Regions from separate parts of the Homo sapiens genome. Here all the other regions are linked to region 1. Evidence: chromatin loops called from intact Hi-C (ENCODE). Cell type or tissue: dorsolateral prefrontal cortex. All regions are shown on one strand.

The links. Hi-C counts contacts between places; a loop is a spot of excess contacts. Peaks named below come from ENCODE experiments on the same cell type or tissue, not always from the same donor. Only the 100,000 strongest peaks of a DNase experiment are listed, where the experiment ranks them.
Region 2: it touches region 1 in a loop (4-fold over the local background); 23 of 110 quality-filtered maps call a loop at or near these places.
Region 3: it touches region 1 in a loop (6-fold over the local background); 2 of 110 quality-filtered maps call a loop at or near these places.

Annotation. Positions count from the first base shown.
Region 1 is chr7:74,413,854-74,421,853 of GRCh38, reverse strand. No RefSeq gene overlaps it. Among named protein-coding and RNA genes, the nearest start is that of GTF2IRD1, 36 kb to the left of the region's middle. RefSeq lists a silencer at 4,229-4,358. In dorsolateral prefrontal cortex, CTCF peaks have their summits at 4,089 and 4,291 (motif pointing left); a DNase peak (open chromatin) is centred at 4,263.
Region 2 is chr7:75,042,533-75,050,532 of GRCh38, reverse strand. It overlaps RCC1L (RCC1 like), which reads left to right. Exons shown (of 11, transcript NM_030798.5): 11 at 7,424-8,000. The coding sequence ends at 7,501. Among named protein-coding and RNA genes, the nearest start is that of RCC1L, 27 kb to the left of the region's middle. RefSeq lists an enhancer at 4,135-4,634. In dorsolateral prefrontal cortex, CTCF peaks have their summits at 3,759 and 3,960 (motif pointing right); a DNase peak (open chromatin) is centred at 3,962; H3K4me3 peaks cover 596 bases; H3K27ac peaks cover 1,469 bases.
Region 3 is chr7:74,630,969-74,638,968 of GRCh38, reverse strand. No RefSeq gene overlaps it. Among named protein-coding and RNA genes, the nearest start is that of GTF2I, 23 kb to the left of the region's middle. In dorsolateral prefrontal cortex, no CTCF peak of the experiment used is centred here; a DNase peak (open chromatin) is centred at 3,098; H3K4me3 peaks cover 1,067 bases.

The sequences.
Region 1 (8,000 bases):
ATAATCATGAAAAATAGTTCAGATAAAAGAAATTAAAAGACTAGCAGCACCAATAAGATGAATACCTTATAAATGAGAGGGCTAATGTGTATTACAAAGTTAAAATCAGCAAATACAAAATTAAAATGAAAAGCTATGAAGTTGGTCTTAAAAGTTACTCTCCACAAGAGATAAAAGTTAAGAGGTTTAAAATAATGATAAAGTGACAAAATAAATGTGATTTAAGAAGATAGATGATCAATGCCTCAGGTCTGGGATTAAAAGATTAAAAATACAAACATTAAAGACGTAAGTCTGAGAAGATGGAGATGACCACCCAGGAGACAGAGAGACGGTGCAGAGAAGGGGACCGCAGATGAAGAACTGGCATTAGGGAGAAAGAATATCTTGTTTCTTTTCTTTTCTTCTTTTTTCTTTAAGAAGATACTGGGGGTCAGGCAGGGCGTGATGGCTCGTGCCTGTAATCCCAGCACTTTGGGAGGCCGAGACAGGGGGATCACGAGGTCAAGGGATTGAGACCATCTTGGCCAACATGGTGAAACCCTGTCTCTACTAAAAATACAAAAAAATTAGCTGGGTGTGGTGGCGCACACCTGTAGTCCCAGCTACTCAGGAGGCTGAGGCAGGAGAATCAGTTGATCTCAGGAGGCAGAGGTTGCAGTGAGCCGAGGGCCAAGGTCACGCCACTGCACTCCAGCCTGGCGACAGAGCAAGACTCTGTCCAAAAAATCCCCAAAAAGATACAGTGTCTCACTATGTTGCCCAGACTGATCTCCAGCTCCTGGGCTCAAGTGAGCCTCCTGCTTCAGCCTCCCAGAGTGCTAGGATTACAGGCATGAGCCACCGCACCTGGCCCATATTTATTTTCTGAACAAGAGATAAACTTTCAAGTAAAGAGGACTGAAATAAAAGAAAGAAAGAAGGAAGGAAAGAAAGAACAAACGAAAGAAAGAAAGAAAGAAAGAAAGAAAGAAAGAAAGAAAGAAAGAAAGAAAGAAAAACAGCTTTATTTATTTATTTATTATTTATTTATTTGAGACAGGGTCTCGCTCTGTCATCCAGGCTGGAGGGCAGTGGCATGATCATGGCTCACTGCAGCCTCGGCCTCCTGGACTCAGGTGATCCTCCCACGTCAGCCTCCCCAGTAGCTGGGATTACAGACATGTGCCGCCATGCCTGGGGTTTCACCATGTTGCCCAGGCTGGTCTCGAACTCCTAAGCTCAAGCAATCCTCCCGCCTCGACCTCCCAAAGTGCCAGATTACAGGTGTGAGCCACCATGTCCAGTACAGAAAAGTTGTTTTAAAGAAAACAATTCTGGGTGGATCACCTGAGGTTAGGAGTTGAGACCAGCCTAACCAACATGGTGAAACCCTGACTCTACTAAAAATACAAAATTAGCTGGGCGTGGTGGCGCATGCCTGTAATCCCAGCTACTTGGGAGGCTGAGGCAGGAGAATCGCTTGAACACGGGAAGCAGAGGTTGCAGTGAACAGAGATTGCGCCACTGCACTCCAGCTTGGGTGACAGAGCGGGACTCCACTTCAAAATAAAGAAGGAAAAAGAAAGAAAGAAAAAGAGATAAAGGAAGGGAGGAAAGAGAAAGAAAGAAAGAGAGAGAAAGAGAGAAAGAAAGAGAAAGAAGAAAGAGAAAGAAAGAAGGAAGGAAAGAAAAAGAAAGAAAAAAGAAAGAAAGAAAGGAAAGAAAGAAAAAGAAAGAAAGAAGGAAAGAAAGAAAGTGGGTGGGCAGAAAGGAAGGAGGCAGGGAGGGAGGAGGGAAGGAAGAAGAGAAGGAGGGAGGGAGGGAAGGAGGGAGGGAGGGAAGGAGGGAGGGAGGGAAGGAAGGAAGGAAATCAATTAATTAATAGAGTTACTAAAAAATATTGAATAAATAAATGAAGAAAACTATAGCCAAAAGCTTGAACATTTCGGATCAAGATGGTCAAATAAACTCAAATTACAAAAAAAAAAAAAAAAAAACAAAAATGAGGACAATTAGATGACTTGGAAAGGGTACAGAAAGAGGACAGTTTGTCAGGATGCGGGGGCAACCTGGCAGTGTCTGGAGCTCTGGGAGAGCAGTTGAGGTGGAGTGCAAGATTGAAGATGGAAGTTTGTGCAGTGGTGGAATTGATCAATCCGTCTGACAGCCACTCGTGGGCACCTGTGTGCCACGCCCTGGGCTGAGAGTCAGAGATGTGGGGGTGGCAGTGGTGGCTCATGCCTGTAATCCCAGCAATCTAGGAGGCTGAGACAGGCCAATCGTTTGAGCCCAAGAGTTCGAGACCAGCCTGGGCAACATGGCAAAACCCCATCTCTCTAAAAATACAAACAATTAGCTGGGCATGGTGGTGCACACCTGTAGTCCCAGCTACTTGGAAGGCTGAGGCAGGAGGACGGCTTGAGCCCAGAGATGAAGGCTGCAGTGAGCTGATTGCACCACTGCACTCCAGCCTGGGCAACAGAGTGAGACTCTGTCACACACACACAAGGAAAAAAACACACAAAAATTTCAGTTAGGAGGACTAAGTTCAAGAGATCCAAGTACAACATGGTGGCTATCCTTGATAACAATGTGTTCTAAACTTGCAAAGTACCAAGACAGTGGATTTTAAGCGTTCTCAGCACACTCCCCACAAAAAGACAAATGAGGTAATGCATATGCTAATTAGCTTGATGTAGCTGGTCCACACTTTATACATATTTCAAAACATCATATTGCACACCATAAATAGATACAATTTTTGTCAATTTAAAAAAAGAGGTTAGAGATATGTTGCGGTGCACACAGAGCACTCCCCTCTAGGGAGAGAGGTGTGAATCAAGTCCCCGATGGGCGCGTCTCTGCAGGCCGTGAAGAAAAAGTGTGTGTGTGTGCATGTGTGTATGTGTGCACAAGTGTGGATGTATATGCATGTATATGCGTGTGTGTATGTGTATGTGTATGTATATTGTTTGTGTGTATATATGTGCATGTTTGTGTATGTGAGTATACATCTCTTTGTGTGTAACGTGTGTATGTGCGTGTGTACCTGTGTACATGTGTATATGTGTACATGTATGTGTGTCTGTGTGTATGTGTATTTGTCCGTGTGTACATGTGTCTGTAGTGTTTGTGTGTCTGTGTATGTACGTGTTTGTGTATGTGTATGAGTTTTTGTGTATGTGTACGTATTTGTGTGTGTCTGTGTACGTGTCTATAGTGTTTGTGTATGTATGTGTTTGTGTATGTATATGTGTATGCATGTGTGTACGTGTGTACATGTATGTGTGTACGTGTGTGCATGTTTATATGTGTCTCTGTGTGCGTGTATATATATATGATGTGTACATGTATGTGTGTCTCTGTGTATGTGTGTATGTATCTGTGTGTGTGTGCCCATGCATGTGTGTGGGTCACTTGGAAAGGCCTGGGGGTGTGGGGTTGGAGGCAGGATCTGAGGCCTGAGCTGGGGGTGGGGGACAGGGCCCAGAGTGTGATGAATATGATGGACCCCAGGCTGCGGACCCGGTGCGGGGCTGTGAAGGTGCTCCTGGTGAACTCCAGGCTTGGGGCTGCTGGGAAACCGAGGCACAGCTGTGCGTGGGGCCAGCTGGAAATTGTGGCAGCGGGAGAGGGTGGCTGGGAGGGGGTCTAGACGGGGCTGGAGCCACCCTGGAGGCAGCAAGTCCTTCCCTTTGCTGGTAGCTCCAGAGAAAGGGCCCACAGCCTTACCCAAGGTTCCAGAGAAGCTTCTAGAAGTGAGCATCCTGGTTATTCGTCCTATACCATGTTCCTTCTGAATTTACACTGGACCCCAACTTCAGTCTCAAAACACTTCCCAGCCTCTCTTGGGGAGTGGGAGCGGGACCAGGGTGACTGCCCAGCTGAGGTTGGCAAGGGGGACGTGATGGGAGGGTTCAGGACTGAGAAAGTAGGCCAGGGTCAGCTCTGTGGAGGGAGCCCAGCCTGCGGGGAGGGGAGGCAGTGCTGTGCGGGAGGAGGGAGGCCAGGACAGTCCTGGCCCGGCACGGTCCCAGAGAGGGAATGAATGTCCACGCCCTGGCCGGCCTCTCTCCCAGGGATGGAAGTGTGGACACACACGGATACTCACAGAGAGGCCTGAACCAAGTCTGGGAGGCAACAGGGACAGGGAGCTCTGGGACTAGGAGCCGGGACACCTGGGTCCCCGTTGTTGCTCCCACGTGCAAAGCTGGCCTGTGTCTCCAGCCTTGCAGCCCTAAAGCCCAGTCTGGACAGAGGGTGGAATGGACAAGCCGCAGTGAGAGGGCCGAGGGTGACACCTGCTGGTAAATGGGAGGCATCACAGGCAAGACTTGGCTGGTGGGTCTCTTGCCGCCCAGGGGTGCGTGGTGTCACCCACCCTCCAGCCTCCCCTCCTGTTCTTCACCCCAGGACCCCACAAAAGGAGAAGGCAAATGTTTCCCGATCAGACCTGGAGGGTTTGATCAATGTCTCCCTCTCAGGCAGAGCAAAGAGAAGTGGGGCAAGAGAAGTCCCAGTTTATTTTTTTGAGACGGGGTCTTGCTCTGTCATCCAGGCTGGAGTGCAGCGGGGCTCACTGCAACCTCCGCCTCCTGGGCTCAAGCCATTCTCCTGCCTCAGCCAACCAAGTAGCTGGGATTACAGGCGCCTGCCGCCACGCCCGGCTAATTTTTGTATTTTTAGTAGAGATGGGTTTTCACCCTGTTAGCCAGGCTGGTCTAGAACTCCTGACCTCAAATGATCTGCCTGCCTTGGCCTCCCAAAGTGCTGGAATTACAGGCATGAGCCACTGTGCCTGGCTAATTTTTGTATGTTTAGTAGAGACAGGGTTTCACCATGTTGGCCAGGCTGGTCTCAAATTCCTGACCTCAGGTGATCTGCCCTCCTCGGCCTCCCAAAGTGCTGGGATTACAGGCGTGAGCCACCGCGCCTGGCCTAGAAGTCCCGGTTTCTGAGCTTCCCTCAACATGAGACAGACACTGTGTTGGAGGGGGAGGGTTGCAGCAGTGGTTGTCGCCATAACCCCATGCCATGGAGATGCCTTCCAAAGGCCAGTACTGTGAACCTTGGGGCGGAAGGGTCATGAGGACACCCCGCCCCCTGCTTCAGACCACACTGGTTCAATCCCCACCCCCAAAACACTGATGCTCCAAGCTTTATTTAATTTTCCCAAAGCTGGACCCAGGGCCACATCCCAGGAGTGACCCAGAGAAGGATGTCCCCCCAACCCCTACCCAAACCATGATTCCCAAGATGTTCAGCTGTGACCCCTGCCTGGGGCTTATGTTACCACTTTATAGATGAGAAAACTGAAGCTGGGGAGGGAAGGGCTCTGCCCAGGGCCACAGGCTGGTTACTGCCCAAGTCAGAGTTGGAACTTGGGTCTCAGCTGCTGCAAGGTGCTGCCTTTTTTTTTTTTTTTTTTCTGAGACAGGGTCTTGCTCTGTTGCCCAGGCTGGAGTGCAGTGGCACAATCATAGCTCACTGCAACCTCGACCTCCCAGGCTCAAGCAATCCTTCTGCCTCAGCCTCCTGAATAGCTGGGACTACAGAGTGTGCCACTGTGCTTGGCCAGTTAAAAAAAAATATATATATATAGGCTGGGCGCGGTGGCTCATGCCTGTAATCCTTGCACTTTGGGAGGCAGAGGCAGGTGGATCACCTGAGGTCAGGAGTTCGAGACCAGCCTGGCCAACATGATGAAACCCCCCCTCTACTAAAAATACGAAAAAATTAGTTGGGCGTGGTGGTGGGCGCCTGTAATCCCAGCTACTCAGGAGGCTGAGGCAGGAGAATCGCTTGAACCCGGGAGGCGGAGGTTACAGTGAGCCAAGAACGCACCACTGCACTGCAGCCTGGGCAACAAAATATATATCTATATAAAATATTTAAAAATATATAAATATATATAATATTTTAAAAATATATATATTTAAAAATATATAAATATATATATATTTTTGGTAGAGATGGGACTCTCACTATATTGTCCAGGATTGTCTCAAACTCCTGGCCTCAAGCGATCCTCCCATCTCTGCCTTCCAAAGTGCTGGGATTACAGGTGTGAGCCACCACACCTGGCTGAAGCTGCCTCTTGATCACAAATCTACAGTCCTGTGAGTTATAAGGTGGTACTAGGCAATTCACCTACATCAGAATTTATAAAAGGAGGCCCCAGCTGTTGGTGATGAGAAAAAATGAGCGAGGAGAATTGCTTTAGGGCACTGTCTTAACCTCACACTATTGAGGCTCTAGGTGGGATAATTCTTTGTTCCGGGGCTCTGTCCTATGCATCGTAGGGTATTTAGCAGCATTCCTGGCCTCTGTTCCCTACATGCCGGTAGCATGCCCCCGTTGTGACCACCAATAACGTCTCTAGACATTGCTAAATGTCCCCGAGGGGGCAAGTATCCCCGGTTGAGAACTACAGGTTTGGACAGAGCTGTGTGGCGAATCCCACCTTCCAGGCGAGGGTGGGGTTGCCATCCCCCAGCTGAAGCCTCATAGGCGGGGTGGGCCTCCTTGGAGAGCTTGTTATCCCTCCCTGGCAGTGGATGGGTGCCTAAGATTTTAGGTCCTGAATTGAGGCTATGTTTGCGATTCTTTTTTTTTTTTTTTGGAAACAGGGTCTTGCTCTGTTGCCCAGGCTGGAGTGCAATGGCATGGTTATAACTCACTGCAACCTTGAACTCCTGGGCTCAAGTGATCCTCCTGCCTCAGCCTCCCTAGTAGCTGGGACCACAGGCATGTAGCACCATGCCCAGCTTTTTTTTTTTTTTAGATTTTGGGGTCTGGCTATGCTGCCCAGGCTGGTCTTGAACTCCTGACCTCAAGCGATCCTTCCACCTCTGCCTCCCAAAGTGCTGGGATTATAGGCATGAGCCACCGCATCCAGCCTCGCCCACTTTTTGAGAGCATGATGAAGTGGAAGGGCCTGTCCAAGTTTTTCTCCAGTAACGGGCAGGTCAACCCCTACTTGGAGAGGTTTAAGGACAAATTGGGAGAGAAAAATAAAGTTGCTGTTAAGACTATGCCCTGTGAATCCTGCTTGGATCTTTGCCTTTGGCATTCTGCCAATTATATTTTATATAATGTGCGTAGATGTGTATTTCCTTTTATTTTTATTTATTTATTTATTTTTGAGATGGAGTCTGTCTCTGTCACCCAGGCTGGAGTGCAGTGGCACAGTCTCAGCTCACTGCAACTTCCACCTCCTGGGTTCAAGCGATTCTCCTGCTTCAGCCTCCCAAGTAGCTGGGAGTATAGGTGGTGCCACCACATTGGCTAATTTTTGTATTTTTAGTAGAGACGGGGTTTCACCGTGTTGGCCAGGCTGGTCTCGAACTCTGGACCTCAGGTGATCCGCCTGCCTCAGCCTCCCAAAGTGCTGGGATTACAGGCGTGAGCCACTGTACCTGGCCTGGATTTCTTTTTATTTATAATATTTGGAGTTCTTTTTTTTTTTTTTTTTTGAGCTGGAGTCTCACTTTGTCACCCATGCTGGAGTGCAATGGTGCGATCTCAGCTCACTACAACCTCTGCCTCCTGGGTTCAAGAGATTCTCCTGCCTCAGCCTCCCGAGTTGCTGGCATTACAGGTTCCCACCACCAAGTCTGGCTAATTTTTGTATTTTTAGTAGAGACAGGTTTTCACCATGTTGGCCAGGCTGGTCTTGAACTCCTTACCTCAAACGATCTGCCTGACTCGGCCTCCCAAAGTGCTGGGATTACAGGCGTGAGCCACCGCGCCTGGCCTGGATTTCTTTGTACTTTGCATTCACATCTTTCATCAATTCTGGAAGTTTCTCAGCTGTTTCCTCTTTAAATAATGCTTTTCTTCAATTCTATTTTCTTTGCCACCCGATTAGACCTATGTTAGGCTTTTTATTTTATTTATTTATTTTTTTGAGATGGAGTCTCACTCTGTCGCCCAGGCTGGAGTGCAGTGGCATGATCTCGGCTCACTGCAAGCTCTGCCTCCTGGGTTCACACCATTCTCCTGCCTCAGCCTCCTGA
Region 2 (8,000 bases), 630 kb before region 1:
ACGCTGACGAGGGTCTGCCCCCCGCCCTCATTTCCTTCAAATCAGAGTGATCAGCCTGAGATTTGACTCAGGTCACGTTGCCCCTGCCATAAGGGCATGTGCAAAGCGCTGGTCCCTGTGCGGGCAGGGAGTGGCCGGAGCCCGATCCCGTTGACATTCCATCTGGGTCACTTGCCCTGGCTCGCCACACACCAAGTGTCCTTCTGGTCATTTGCTTTTTATTTTTATTTTTATTTTATTATTATTGTTTTGAGATGGAGTCTTGCTCTGTTGCCCAGGCTTGAGTGCAGTGGCATGATCTCAGCTCACTGAAACCTCCACCTTCCGGGTTCAAGTGATTCTCCTTCCTCAGCCTCCCTGGTAGCTGGGATTACAGGTGCATGCCACGACGCCTGGCTATCATTTGCTTTTTAAACACATTTGTGCCTTTGGGAAAAGAGCACCCCAGCCTGTCCCCGTGACGGCGGCATTTGGCGCCAAACCATTGTCCTTCCTCTTGCACATTCAGGGAGCCCCTAAGGGTTTGTGCACGGAGTGGCCTCGACCCCTGTCCTCTTTGGATTGGGGTGGGAGAGTCCAGTCCCTTCTGATGACTCACTTAAAAAAAAAATTACAAGTGATTTTTCTTTTCTTTGTTTTGTTTGTTTGTTCTTTTAGACAGGGTCTTGCTCTGTCACCCAAGCTGGAGTGTGGTGACAGGATCTCGGCTCACTGCAGCCTCTGTCTCCCAGGTTCAAGTGATCCTCCTATCTCAGCCTCCCGAGTAGCTGGGATTACAGGCTTGCACAACCACACCTTGCTAATTTTTGTATTTTTTGTAGAGATGGGGTCTTGCCGTGTTGCCCAGGATTTTTTTTTTTTTTTGAAAACAGGGTCTTGCTTTGTCGCCCAGGCTGGAGTATGGTGTGATCACACTCACTGCAGCCTCAAACTCCCAGGCTCAAGCTATCCTCCTGCCTCAGCCCCACAAGTAACTGAGATGTGGGATGGGATGACAGGCATGTGCCAGCACCACACCCAAATAATTTTTTTTTCGTTTTTTTTTTAAGAGACGGGGTCTTATGTGTTGATCTCAACCTCCTGGTCTCAAGTGATCCTCTTGCTTCAGCCTCTGGAATAGCTGAGATTACAGGCATGTGCCACCACACACGGCTTATTTTATTATTTATATTTATTTGTTTTATTTTATTTATTTGAGAGATGAGGTCTTCCTATGTTGCCCAGGCTGGTCTCAAACTTCTGCCTCAAGTGGTCTTCCCACCTTGGCCTCACAAAATGTTGGAACTACAGGGGTGAGTCACTGGCTTGGGTGATCTTTATTCTTTAAAACAACTATGTTCAAATTAATCTTCCGTAGGGGATATATTACATCATTTAAAAAGTATTCCAGAAAAGAAGAGAAAAAAAGAGTAAAACTTTACTTGTAGCTCATACACTGGTACCAACTAGTTATTCTTAGACTTGCAGAATTTGGCCTTTTCTGAGTATGTGGGCCCGGGAGGTGACATCTGAGCCACCTGATTCAAACCTCTGCTTCCAGAAACTTTCCAGGACATGTTTTTTTGCTACACGTTGAGACTCATCCCTCAGAGAGGTTCAGTGGTTTCCCAGGGTCACATATCTAAGTTGGAGTCAGAGCCAGGATTTGGACTCAGTTACATCTGACTTTTAAGACAATGGTCTTTCCACGGCCACCCACCTCCCTGGGCGAGCCTGAAGCTGGTGTGGAGAGAAGGCAGCACGCAGTGGCACGGAACATTTGACCAGGCGTTGTCTGGCCTTCCAAGACCCTCTGACCTAAGGGGGAGTGCCACAGACCTACAGCAGGCAGCGAGGGGGTGTGGAGTGGCCTTCACCCCTCATCCCCCAGGGAGCGCCCTGGCTTTCCACAGACAAACATTCCAGCCTGGCTTCGGGGGAGGGCAGGGCATGGACAGCGTGCTGGGCACGTGATGTCCATTCTCTCTCATCCTCCAGACACCTTGAGGGTGGGGTTTCTCCCTCCACAGTGTGCACACGGGGACACGGAAGTCAGGAGCGAAGGGGCTTGCCCCAGGTCTCACGGCCCCTGAGCTCATTGGGTATAATTTGAACTTGCGACTCTGCCTGTAGACGGTGCTTCCCCTCCCCGTGGGCCCTGCAGGTCAGGACCGGTGGGGTCTGGAGACACAAGCTGGGGAGCTCGCTGACTTCTAGCCTCGCTTATACGACTCCTTCCATAGCCCTGGGTCTTAGGTGGTGGTTCTTTTTTTTTTTTTTTTTTTTTGAGGCGATGTCCTGCTTTGTCACCCAGGTTGGAGTACAGTGGCACAATCTGGGCTCACTGCAACCTCCGCCTCCCGGGTTCAAGCGATTCTCTTGCCTCAGCCTCCCCAGTAGCTGGGATTACAGGCATGTGCCACCATGCCTGGCTAATTTTTGTATTTTTAGTAGAGATGAGGTTTCACCATGTTGCCCAGGCTGGTCTCAAACTCCTCACCTCAGGTGATCCACCTGCCTCGGCCTCCCAAAGTGCTGGGATTACAGGTGTGAGCCACTGCTCCTGGCCGGTGGTTCTTTTTTTTTTTTTTTTTTTTTTTTTAATTATTGGCCAGGCGCTATGGCTCATCTCTATAATCCCAGCACTTTGGGAGGCCAAGATGGGCAGATCATGGGGTCAGGAGTTCGATACCAGCCTGACCAACATGGCGAAACCCCGTCTCTACTAAAAATACAAAAATTAGCCAGGCGTGGGGGTGCACGCCTGTAATCCCAGCTACTCAGAAGTCTGAGCAGGAGAATCACTTGAACCTAGGAGGCGGAGGTTGCAGTGAGCCGAGATTGCGCCACTGCACTCCAGCCTGGGCGACAGAGTGATACTCTGTCTCCAAAAAATATATATATATAATTTTATTTATTCATCTGTGTATGTACCCACCTAGGTGGTTCTCACAATGCAGGAGAGGAGTACAAGTTAAAAGCCGGGCACAGGCCAGGCATGGTAACTCAACGCCTATAATCCCAGCGCTTTGAGAGGCTGACGCGAAAGGATTGCTTGAGGCCAGGAGTTCAAGACCAGCCTGGGCAACATAGTGAGACTCCATCTCTACAAAAAACAAATGACCCAGGTGCAGTGGCGTGTGCCTGTAATCCCAGCTCCCTGGGAGGCTGAGGCAGGAGGATCACTTGAGCCCAGGAGTTGGAAGCTGCAGTGAGCTATGATCACACCACTGCGCTCCAGCCGGGGGCAACAGAACAAGACCTTGTCTCTAAACAAAAATTTAAAAATACAAAAGCGGCCGGGCGCAGTGGCTCACGCCTGTAATCCCAGCACTTTGGGGGTGCCGAGGCGGGCGGATCACGAGGTCAGGAGTTTGGGACCAGCTTGGCCAACATGGTGAAACCCTGTCTCCACTAAAAATACAAATATTAGCCAGGTGTGGTGGCGCATGCCTGTAATCCCAGCTACTTGGGGGGCTGAGGCAGGAGAATTGCTTGAACTTGGGAGGCGGAGGTTGCAGTGAGCCGAGATCGTGCCACTGCACTCCAGCCTGGGTGACAGAGCGAGACTCCGTCTCATTGAAAAAAAAAAAATAGAAAAGCTGGTGCCATTGAACTGCAGAGCTGGGCGCCGGAGTAGTCTCCCTTTCTCTGGCTCTCTTGTCCCCACGAAGGACTCACCGCCCAGGGTTCCTTCTTCCCGCACCCCCGTCTTTCACCTGGTGGGCGTTCGTTTTAGCAACTTGTAATTGTGGATAGGGATGTTCCTAAATGGATTCTGCTGAGACTTTTAAGAGAGTCACCAAGGCTAAATATGGTTCTGGTTTTTGGAACTGTTTCCCTCAGCAGCGGAGTTGTGAGTGTAAATTGGCTTAGAAGAAAAACGCCATTTAACCTTGCCTAGGACAAAAATAAAACATGGCTGAGGGCAGTCTCCTCTTGGACTCAGTTCAGAGACCGTGTGAGATTGTCCGCCAGGGGGAGCTGGAACCTTGGGGAGCCTCCCGCTGGTCCCTAGGGCTGGCTCCCAGGAGCCGGGCCCTTGCTGCCCAGGCCACCCGCAGCAGAGACCATCGTGGCTTCCTTTGCTTTGGGCTTGAATGGCCAGAGCCCTCGGGGAGCAAGGACCTGGGGGCTTAAGTGCAGCCGTGAGGAAGCGCACTGTCCCGGGAAAGGTAAATAAAGTGCTCCCTAATGGCTGGGGAGGTTGCTAAGAGGCGGTCGGGGCCCAGTCCCTGCAGAGGCAGCCTGTTTTCTTCTCCGGCCAGCCTCTCAGGCTTTCTGCATCGACGTGCCTTTGCGATTCACTGGGCCCCGTTCTTGTTTGTTTAGTGATTCCTGTAATAGGTTCTGCTAAAGACATTCATTTGTTTAGGGACAGGGCTGGGGGATGACAGCATGACTTGGTTTCTAGCATCCATCTGCTGTGGCCAGGAGTCCCTAATGGTCTTGTCTCCTGGCGTAGGTGCAAAGCTCCGGGGTCGGCGCCTGCCGCCTCTCGGCTTTTAGGGCCAGGCCATCTGGATTAGGCGGTTTCCCTCTTAAGCTCGGTAAACTCCACAGACTGTGACAGATCCCCTTTCCAGCTGTCACACCACCTGGCTGCATGCTGCCACCAGGGGAGGGTGGTCGAATTCGGATCTGGTCAGTAGATCAAGTGCCAGCATCCTGGCAGGGGTCTTCCGGCCAAGCCAGGCAGGGTCACTTTCTTTGCAGTTGGCACTTAAGAAAGGAAGAGAAGGCCAGGTGCAGCGGCTCACGCCTGTAATCCCAGCGCTTTGGGAGGCCAAGGCAGGTGGCTCACGAGGTCAGAAGATCAAGACCATCCTAGCCAACATGGTGAAACCCCATCTCTACGAAAAATACAAAAATTAGCTGGGCATGGTACTGCATGCCTGTAATCCCAGCTACTTGGGAGGCTGAGGCAGGAGAATCGCTTGAACCAGGGAGTCGGAGGTTGCAGTGAACTGAGATTGCGCCACTGCACTCTAGCCTGGTGACAGAGCGAGACTCCGTCTCAAAAAAAAAAAAAAGAGAGATGCATATCTGCTTCTTTGCATAAAGAACCTCTGGAAGGCCAGGCCTGGGGATCACACCTGGAATCCCAGCACTTCGGGAGGCTGAAGCAGGAGAATCACTTGAGCCCAGGAGTTCGAGACCAGCCTGGGCAACATGGCAAGACCCTGTCTCTACAAAAAATACAAAAATAAGCTGAGCATAGTGGTGCATGCCAGTAGTCCTAGCTACTTGGGAGGGTGAGGTGGGAGGATAGCTTGAGCCCAGGAGTTCGACATTGTAGTGCGAGCTATGATTGTGTCTCTATAATCCAGCCTCGGCAACATAGTGAGACCTCTGTCTCTACAAACAAACAAACAAAATTAGCCAGGCATGGTGGCACGTGCCTGTAGTCCCAGCTACTTGGGAGGCTAAGGCGGGAAAATCACTTGAGCCCAGGAGGTTAAGCCTGCAGTGATTGCACCACTAGACTCCAGCCTGGGCAACAAAGTGAGACTCTGCCTCTTTTTTGTTTCTGAGCCAGAGTCTTGCTCTGTTGCTCAGGCTGGAGTGCAATGGCGTGATCTCGGCTCACTGCAACCTCTGTCTCCTGAGTTCAAGCAATTCTCCTACTTTAGCCTCCTGAGTAGCTGGGATTACAGGCGCCTGCCACCATGCCCAGCTAATTTTTGCATTTTTAGTAGAGACGGGGTTTCACCATGTTGGCCAGGCTGGTCTCAAACTCCTGCCCACCGCGGCCTCCCAAAGTGCTGGGATTACAGGCGTGAGCCACTGCGCCTGGCCTAGACCCTGTCTCTTAAAACAAAAACAAAACAAACCTCTGGAAAGTTAATAAGAAATCAGTTAAAAGTAGTTTTCAGTTCAGAGGCAGATGGGGACTGGGGCAGCTGGTGATAGGTGTGGTAATGAAAGACTTTTTTTTTTTTTTTTTTTTTTTTCGAGACAGAGTCTTGCTCTGTCGCCCAGGCTGGAGTGCAGTGGTGCGATCTCAGCTCACTGCAACCTCCACCTCCCAGGTTCAAGCGATTCTCCTGCCTCAGCCTCCCGAGTAGCTGGGGTTATAGGCGTGCGCCACCACACCCAGATAATTTTTGTATTTTTAGTAGAGACAGGGTTTCACCATGTTGGCCAGGCTGGTCTTGAACTCCTGACCTCAAGTGGAGTCCACCTCAGCCTCCCAAAGTGCTGGGATTACAGGTGTGAGCCACTGCGCCCGGCATAAAAATCATTTAATAGCTTTTTCTTCTTTTTCACTGAATGTCCTTTTATCTTGCAGCTATGTGAATGCACTGCCTAGTCATAATAAACAAGAAAGAGAAAGCAGAGTGCCCCTTTCCTGGATAGCTGGATTGGCTATGGCCCTGGGCACACCTGGAGTTGTTGAGGGTGTCCGTTTCCATGGCGAGGCTATAGAACAGTGGGCGCCCTTCCAACAGGCTAGAGCCTCCATGTCTCAGTGAGGCCATCTTCTTGCTCCCTTGAAGCTTGGGCTGTCCTCTGATGCCATGTTGTCAGCCCAGACAGGCAGTGTGATCAGGGCTCCTGGCAAGGGTCTTTGAGACACAGCCACTGCCCCTGCTTGGTGGTCGTGACTTGGGACGCAGCCTGCCTGTGACTGGAGCTGGGGGTGACGGGTAAGATGAGTGGAGATGTTGGGCCAGTGGGGCCTGATTCCCAGACTGGACCTGCAAGGCAAGAGACAGGGTTTCTGGAGCTTGTTTTTGAGACAGAGTCTCGCTCTGTCACCCAGGCTGGAGTGTAGTGGTGCAATCTTGGCTCACTGCAGCCTCTACCTCCTGGGTTCAAGCAATTCTCCCACCTCAGCCTCCCGAGTAGCTGGGATTACAGGCGCCTGCCACCACGCCTGGCTGGTCTCAAACTTCTGACCTCACGTGATCCGCCTGCCTTGGCCTCCCAAAGTGCTGAGATTATGGGCGTGAGCTACAGCGCCCAGCCCCTGGAGCTTCTTAGTGAGCCATAGCAGTGGCTCCCAGGAGAGATCTCTGAACACCTGGCCTGGGGGCATGGAGCCTAGTGGGGTTAGGGTCAGAGGGGAGCAGCCCCTGTAGGGCGTGCAGGTTCCAGGGATGCACACAGGCCCATGTTCCTGCCCGACATGCCCTCTCAGGCTGATGTGAATGGTGATGGCTGCCATTGACTGGAGGGAGTTGGGATGGCCTTGTCCTCATGACCACACGCAGTTGTCCTGATGGACCTGCTGGGGAGGCCTAAGTGCCCCCATTCCCAGAGGGTAGGGAGCCGAGGCTCAGAGAAGCTGTCTCCTACTGAGACAAGCTGTCTCCTGCTGAGACAAGCTGTCTCCTACTGAGTCTCCTACTGAGAGGCAGGGCCGGGTCGGCCAACACCAGCGCCTGTCTCCTCCGGGTGCGCCACCCCCACCCATGGTATGCTGGATCTTATTTTTCAGGTGACGATGCCTGGGGAGCCTGTGGACGTGGCATGTGGCGTGGACCACATGGTGACCCTGGCCAAGTCATTCATCTAAACCTCCCTCACCTGCTTGGGCGGCCCCGTCCCGGGAACCACTGGCACTCCTTGGCAGAGGCCAGCGCGTGGCCAGCCCCCCGGGGTTCTTGGATGGTGGTGGCGGAGGACCCTGCGTGCAGTGTGACGCTCTGTCCTGAATCCCTTAGCGGGTACCTACCAGGAGGATCAGGGCAAGGTCCCTCTCCAGCTGCAGGTGAGGCCTGCGGAACTCAGCTTGGATGGCAGCCTTTGGTGGGCCGCTGTGGCCCGCACGTCTCTGTTCTCTCCAAGTAACATGCGACGGTGTCTGGTGTCACGTCTCGCCTGAGAAGCCCGTCTTAGGAAAGCTTAGCTTGAACACAGTGCTCGGGAGGTTTCTGCTCTGTCTGTCATGGCAGTCTCTTGGTTTGTGTCTGGCCAAGGCCATGCGTGTGCCTCGGACCGAGCCCCAGCTTAGGCGAGGGAGTCAGGCTGGCTTCGGCCCTCGGTTTTCATTCAGGCCACCCTGCTCATGGCCC
Region 3 (8,000 bases), 220 kb before region 1:
AAGGTTGTGGTGGGAGGATCATCTGAGCCCAGGAGTTTGAGGCTGTGGTGAGCTATGATCACAGCACTGGAATCCAGCCTGGGTGACAGAGCGAGACCTTGTCTCAAAAAAAAAAAAAAAAGCAAGCGATGCCAACATAACCCTAGTTTTTTTGTTTTTTGTTTTTTTGTTTTGAGACGGAGTTTCGCTCTGTCGCCCCAGCTGCAGTGCAGTGGCATAATCTCGGCTTGCTGCAACCTCTGTCTCCCGGATTCAAGTGATTGTCCTGCCTCAGCCTCCTGAATAGCTGAGATTACAGGCACGTGCCACCATGCTAGGCTAATTTTTGTAGTTTTAGTAGAGACGAGGTTTCACCATGTTGGCCAGGATGATCTTGAACTCCTGGCCTCAGGTGATCTGCCCACCTCAGCCTCCCAAAGTGCTGGGATTACAGACATGAGCCACCGCGTCCGGCCCTCAACATAAGCCTAGTTAATAAAATCCACTAGATTTTGATAATAAAATACAAAAACAGGCCAGGTACAGTGGCTCACCCCTGTAATCCTGCCACTCTGGGAGGCCGAGGCAGGTGAATCACTTGATGTCTAGAATTCAAGACCAGTCTGGCCAGCATGGCGAAACCCCGTCTCTACTGAAAATACAAAAATTAGCCGGATGTCCCAGCTACTCGGGAGGTGGATGCACGAGAATCGCTTGAACCCAGGAGGCAGACGTTGCAGTGGGCTGAGATCACACCACTGCACTCCAGCCTGGGTGACAGAGACCCTGTCTCAAAAAAGAATAAAAAATAAAAGATAATAACATAATAAAATAAAATAGAGAGACACAGCTGTGACTATTAGCCCACCAAAAAAGTACAAATCCATTGGCCCAATGAATCTTAGATCCATAGCTGGCCATCTATGAGATACGCTAAGGTGTCCTAGATTAGGACCCTCCAGAGCGGACGTGGAATGGGACGGGATAGGCACCTGCCGCACATACTGCGTGATCACCCAGACAGCAGTGGAGAGGAAAGGCAGCTTGTATTCACTCATTCATTCATTCATTCATTCATGTTTCCATCCAAAAAGCCCACTGTTTGTGAGTCTTCCTCTTATATAAGCTCACTAAGGGCGGGGACCAAGCCTCATTCATTGGCCTGGGGCATGCCTAGTGTGGAGCAAGTATTTGGTGTTTGTTGACTGAATGACTGAAGGTGAAGGGGACTTGAGTTGCCCAGGCACAGTGGCTCACACTTGTAATCTCAGCCCTTTAGGAAGCCAAGGCAGGAGGATCACTCGAGGTCAGGAATTTGACACCAGCCCAGGCGACATAGGGAGACCCCATCTCTACAAAAAAGAAAAATTTGGCCGGGCGCGGTGGCTCACGCCTGTAATCTCAGCACTTTGGGAGGCCGAGGCGGGCGGATCACGAGGTCAGGAGATTGAGACCATCCCGGCTAAAAAACGGTGAAACCCCGTCTCTACTAAAAATACAAAAAATTAGCCAGGTGTAGTGGCGGGCGCCTGTAGTCCCAGCTACTTGGGAGGCTGAGGCAGGAGAATGGCGTGAACCCGGGAGGCGGAGCTTGCAGTGAGCCGAGATCCCGCCACTGCACTCCAGCCTGGGCGACAGAGCGAGACTCCGTCTCAAAAAAAAAAAGAAAAAGAAAAATTTTAAAAATTAGCTGGTCCCGGTAGCTCATGCCTGTAATCCCCACATTTTGGGAGGCTGAGGTGGGAGGACTGCTTGAGCCCAGGAGTTTGAGATCAGCCTGGGCCACATAGGGAGACCCTCTGTCTGCAAAAAATAAATTTTTAAGTTAGCTGGGTTTGGAGACACACACCCGTGGCCCCAGCTACTCAGGAGGCTGAAGTGAGAGGATTGCTTGAGTGCAGGAGCTCGAGGCTGCTGTGAGCTATGATCACACCATCACACTCCAGCCTGGGCAACAGGCTGTCTCTAAATAAATTCCGTCAATAAATAAATAAATAAATAAATAAATAAACAAAGCGTGTAAAGGGCTGACACCATTGCTTGACAAGGATGCAAGGAATGTTTTATTGCTGTGTTTTAGGGAATGTGTTAGGTGCTTTGGGGATGCAGAGATAAAAATGGTACCATCTGTGACCTCAAGAAGTTTACGGACTTGTGGGAGGACAGCGTTGTGAACAGGTTATAATACAATCTGACTATGGCATCTGTAATAAGAGCCCAGAGGCCGGGCATGGTGGCTCCTGCCTGGAATACCAGCACTTTGAGAAGCTGAAGTGGGCAGATCACCTAAGATCAGGAGTTTGAGACCAGCCTGGCCAACATGGTGAAACTACGTCTCTACTAAAAACACAAAAATTAGCTGGGCGTGGTAGTGGGCACCTGTAGTCTCAGCTACTTGGGAGGCTGAGACAGGAGAATCGCTTGAACCTGGGAGACAGAGGTTGCACTGAGCCGAGATCACGCCACTGCACTCCAGCCTCGGAGACAGAGTGAGACTCTGTCTCAAAAAAAAAAAGAAAAAGAAATAGTTTACAGACTTGTTGGGGGACAGAGTTGTAAACAGGTCATAATATAGTCTGACTAGGGCACCTGTCATAAGATCCCAAAGGCCGGGCATGGTGACTCATCGCTGTAATGCCAACACTTTGGGAGACCAAGGTAGGCGGATCCCTTGACGTCAGGAGTTTGAGACCAGCCTGGCCAACATGGTGAAACCCCGTCTCTACTAAAACTACAACAATTAGCCGGGTGTGTTGGCACATGCCTATAGTCCCAGCTACTCAGGAGGCTGAGGCAAGAGAATCACTTGAACCCGGGAGGCGGAGGTTGCAGTGAGCCGAGATTGTGCCACTGCACTCCAGCCTGGGCTACAGAGTGAGATTCTGTCTCAAAAAAAAAAGAGCCCAGAGGAGGTGGGGAGTGGGGGCATTTGAACAATGCATAGAACTTTCCTGGTGAAGAAGGTGGAGGGTAGGGGGTAAGGAGGCAAAGAGAAGGGCTTGTGCAGAGATCTACTGTGTCAAGGTGCACAGGGTGCAGAGGGAATGGCACACAGCCAGCGCTGGCCGGGGCGCAGGGGAAGATGCAGCTCTGTCTGAAGAGTCTGTGGTCTGATCACAATGGGCCCTCTGTGCCAGTTGACTGGTTTGTGCTGAACACGTTGGCCAAGATGCCTGTCATTCCAGCCTCCGCTTCCAGGCGAAATTACACCACCCACTCAGGGAAGCTGGACTAAGCTGCTGCTGCTTTTTTTTTTTTTTAACAACTTTATTCAAGTATTTTATTTACACAGAATAAAATGCATTCGTTTTTATGTGTTTACTTAAAGGAGCCTTAGCAAATATTTTCACTCACCCGTGTCACCCCCACCATAATCAAGATACAGGGCTGGGTGCGGTGGCTCATGCCTGTAATCCCAGCACTTTGGGAGGCCGAGGCAGGCAGATCATCTGAGGTCAGGAGTTTGAGCCCAGCCTGGCCAACATGGTGAAACCCTGTCTCTACTAAAAATACAAAAATTAGCCGGGCGTGCTGGCGCATGCCGTGCCTGAAATCCCAGCTACTCCGGAGGCTGAGGCAGGAGAATGGCTTGAACCCAGGAGGTGGAGGTCGCAGTAAGCCGAGATCACAACACTGCACTCCAGCCTGGGCGACAGAGCAAGACTCCGTCAAAAAAAAATATATGCAACACTTCCATTGCTCTAGAAAGTTTCCTGTGCCCCTCTTCATTAGTTAATTTTCTTCACCACCCACCACCCCAGGCCCTGGCAATCACTGACCTGCTTGCCTGCTTACTTTCTTCTTTTTTTTCTTTTTTAGACAGGGTATTGCTCTGCAGCCCAGGCTGGAGCGTAGTGGCAAGATGTCAGCTCACTGCAACCCTGACATCCCTAGCTCAAGTGATCCTCCCACCTCAGCCTACTGAGTAGCTGGGACTATTTTTTTTTTTTTTTTTGAGATGGAGTCTCACTCTGTTGCCCAGGCTGGAGTGCAGTGGCACGATCTCGGCTCACTGCAAGCTCCGCCTCCCAGGTTCATGCCATTCTCCTGCCTCAGCCTCCCGAGTAGCTGGGACTACAGGTGCCCATCACCACACCCGGCTAATTTTTTGTATTTTTAGTAGAGACGGGGTTTCACCATGTTAGCCAGGATGGTCTCGATCTCCTGACCTCATGATCTACCCGCCTCGGCCTCCCGAAGTGCTGGGATTACAGGTGTGAGCCACCGCGCCCAGCCAATTTTTTGTATTTGAGAGTCAGGAGTTCAAGACCAGCCTGGACAACATGGTGAAACCCTGTCTCTACTAAAGATATAAAAATTAGCCAGGAGGGCTGGGCATGGTAGCTCATGCCTGTAATCCCAGCACTTTGGGAGGCCGAGGCGGGTGGATCACCTGAGGTCAGGAGTTTGCGACCAGCCTGGCCAACATGGTGAAACCCCATCTCTACTAAAAATACAAAAATTAGCTGGGTGTGGTGGCGGGTGCCTGTAATCCCAGCTACTCGGGAGGCTAAGGCAGGAGAATCGCTTGATCCTGGGAGATGGAGGCTGCAGTGAGCTGAGATCGTGCCAGTGCACTCCAGCCTGGGTGACTCTGCCAAACACACTAAAATAAAATAAAAAATTTTAAAAATATAATAATACAACTTTTTATAGGCCGGGCGTGGTGGCTCACGTCTGTAATCCCAGCACTTTGGGAGGCCGAGGCGGGCAGATCATGAGGTCGGGAGATCGAGACCATCCTGGCTAACACGGTGAAACCCCGTCTCTACTAAAAAATATAAAAAAATTAGCCGGGCATGGTGGCGGGCACCTGTAGTCCCAGCTACTTGGGAGGCTGAGGCAGGAGAATGGCGTGAACCCGGGAGGCGGAGCTTGCAGTGAGCCGAGATCATGCCACTGCACTCCAGCCTGGGCGACAGAGAGAGACTCCTTCTCAAAAAAAAAAAAAAAGAGAAAATTAAATACAAATTAAGCAGGAGAGAGGAGAGGGACTAATACTGTATATAAAATAATCCAACTTTTTTTTTTTTAATTAAAAAAAGGACACTTAGTCCAATGGCCAGTACTGGTTCCCACTGTGGCCCTGATACCAGCAGGGCAACCAGCCACGCCTTCCAGCCCAGAGCAAAGTTTTCAGAAGATAAGAACTCTGTGGTTTTCAGCAAGGAGACAATAAGAAGTTGTTCCTAATTGGCTTCCTGTCGCAGTCCTCAGGGCACCTGCTGGTTCCAGCCTGGATCCAGCCTACCTTGACCTTTGCCAGTTGGCACCGATGTGCAGATAACCAGTGAAGCCCAGGAGCAAATCCTCAAATCCAGACCTGCAGAATGGGACGAGTCTTGTGTGAAATTCTCAGGCGAGAGCTCTGAGCCCCAAGGCCTCCTTCGCACACCCCGGCCCTGGGTCTGATCTGGTTTCACGACCTGTTTCAGCTCCATGCTGTGCCGTGAGAAACCTCTCTGCAGGTCCCTACTTGAACTTGAAAGACTTTGACCCTTCCCAGTGGCCACAAGCACATCTCACTCTGCTGTCCAGGCTGGAGTGCAGTGGCGTGATCTCGGTTCACTACAACCTCTGCCTCCCAGGTTCAAGCAATTCTCCTGCCTCGGCCTCCCAAGTAGTTGGGATTATAGGCACGTACCATCACGCCCAGCTAATTTTTTTGTATTTTTAGTTGAGATGGAGTTTCACCATGTTGGCCAGGCTGGTCTTGAACTCCTGACCTCAGGTGATCCACCCGCCTCGGCCTCCCAAAGTGTTGGGATTACAGGCGTGAGCCACCGCGCCCAGCCTAATTTTTGTATTTTTTAGTTGTATTTAAAAAAATTTTTTTTGAGGTGCAATCTCGTTCTGTTGCCCAGGCCAGACTCCAGTGGCACAATCTCAGCCCACTGCAACCTCTGCCTCCCAGGTTCAAGCGATTCTCCTGCCTCAGCCTCCTCAATAGCTGGGATTACAGGCACGCGCCACTATGCCTGCCTAATTTTTGTGTTTTTAATAGAGATGGTGTTTCACCATGTTGATCAGGCTAGTCTCAAACTCCTGCCCTCGTGATCTACCTGCCTAGGCCCCCCCAAAAGTGCTGGGATTACAGGCGTGAGCCACTGCGCCTGGCCCACAAGCATGTCTTTCTCTTCTGCTCATCCAGATGAAAAAAAACTGGAGCAGCCGTTTTGCAAAACAGGCCTTCAGTGGCCCTCACAGTTGGATTTTGTCCTGAGCTCAGTTCTATAGGAAGCGTGTGTGTATATGTGTGAATGTGTGTGTATATGTGTGAATGTGTGTATGCATGTGTGAATGTGTGTATGTATGAGTGTGTGTGTGTGTGTGTGTGTGTGGTTTACGTACTTATTGCTAAGCTTCGAATTTTCAGATTTCTGCTTTCTGGCTGTGAATTTGATGCAACACAATTATGGTTAAAAATATTTCCTGGCTGAGCACGATGGCTCATGCCTTTAATCCCAACCCTTTGGCAGGTCGAGGTGAGAGGATTGCTTGAGGCCAGGCATTTGAGACCAGTCTGGGCAACATAGTGAGACCCTCCATCTCTACACAAAATTTTAAAAAATTAGCTGGGGATGGTGGCATGTATCTGTAGTCCCAGCTACTCTGGAGCCTGAGGTGGGAGCATCGCTTGAGACCTGTAGACTGAGGCTGCTGTGAGCTGTGATTGCACCACTGCGCTCTAGCCTGGGCAACAGAATGAGACCCTCTCTCTCTCTCTCTCTCGACACACACAAAAAAGGCCAAATCCCAGCACTGTGGGAGGCCGAGGCAGGCGGATCATGAGGTCAGGAGATCAAGACCATCCTGGCTAACATGGTGAAACCCCATCTCTACTAAAAATACAAAAAAAGTAGCCGGGTGTGGTGGGGGGCGCCTATAGTCCCAGCTACTCTGGAGGCTGATGCAGGAGAATGGCGTGAACCTGGGAGGCAGAGCTTGCAGTGAGCCGAGATCGTGCCACTGCACTCCAGCCTGGGCACTGCACTCCAGCCTGGCCGACACAGTGAGACTCCATCTCAAAAAAAAAAAAATCATTTGCTTGCACAAAAAGACAAATACTGTGTGATTCCACTTATATAAGAAGTACCTAGAATAGTCACGTTCATAGAGACAGAAAGTCTCTGGTGGTTGCCAAGGGGTAACGGGAAGGAGGATGGGGAGTTGTTCAATGGGTATAGAGTTTCAGTTTTGCAAGACGAAATGAGTTCTGAGGGTCAGTTGCACAACAGTGTGAATGCACTTAAAGCTACTGAACTGTACACTTAGAAATGAGTAAGATGGGCCGAGTGTGGTGGCTCACGCCTGTAATCCCAGCACTTTGGGAGGCCGGGGCGGGTGGATCACGACGTCAGAAGATAACCATCCTGGCTAACACGGTAAAACCCCATCTCTGCTAAAAATACAAAAAATTAGCCAGGTGTGGTGGCATGCACCTGTAGTCCCAGTTACTCGGGAGGTTGAGGAAGGAGAATCGCTTGAACCTGGGAGGCAGAGATTGCAGTGAGCCGAGATTGTGCCACTGCACTCCAGCCTGGGTGACAGAGCAAGACTCCATCTCAAAAAAAAAGAAATGATTAAGATGATTAATTTTACATGTATTTTACTATAATAAAATTTTTTTTTAAATTGTATGGTGTACAAGAGCGTATGATTATTTTGCAGCTTTGTAAGACCTAATTAATAGTGGATAGTGGATGGCTTTTTTTTTAGAGTCTCGCTCTGTTGCCCAGGCTGGAGTGCAGTGGCACAATCTCGGCTCACTGCAACCTCCGTCTCCCAGGTTCAAGCGGTTCTCCTGCCTCAGCCTCCTCAATAGCTGGGATTACAGGCATGCGCCACCACGCCCAGCTAATTTTTATATTTTTAGTAGAGTCTCACTCTGTCGCCCAGGCTGGAGTGCAGTGGCACGATCTCGGCTCACTGCAACCTCCGCTGCCTGGGTTCAAGCAATTCTCCTGCCTCAGCCTCTCGAGTAGCTGGGATTTCACCATGTTGGCCAGGCTGGCCTGGAA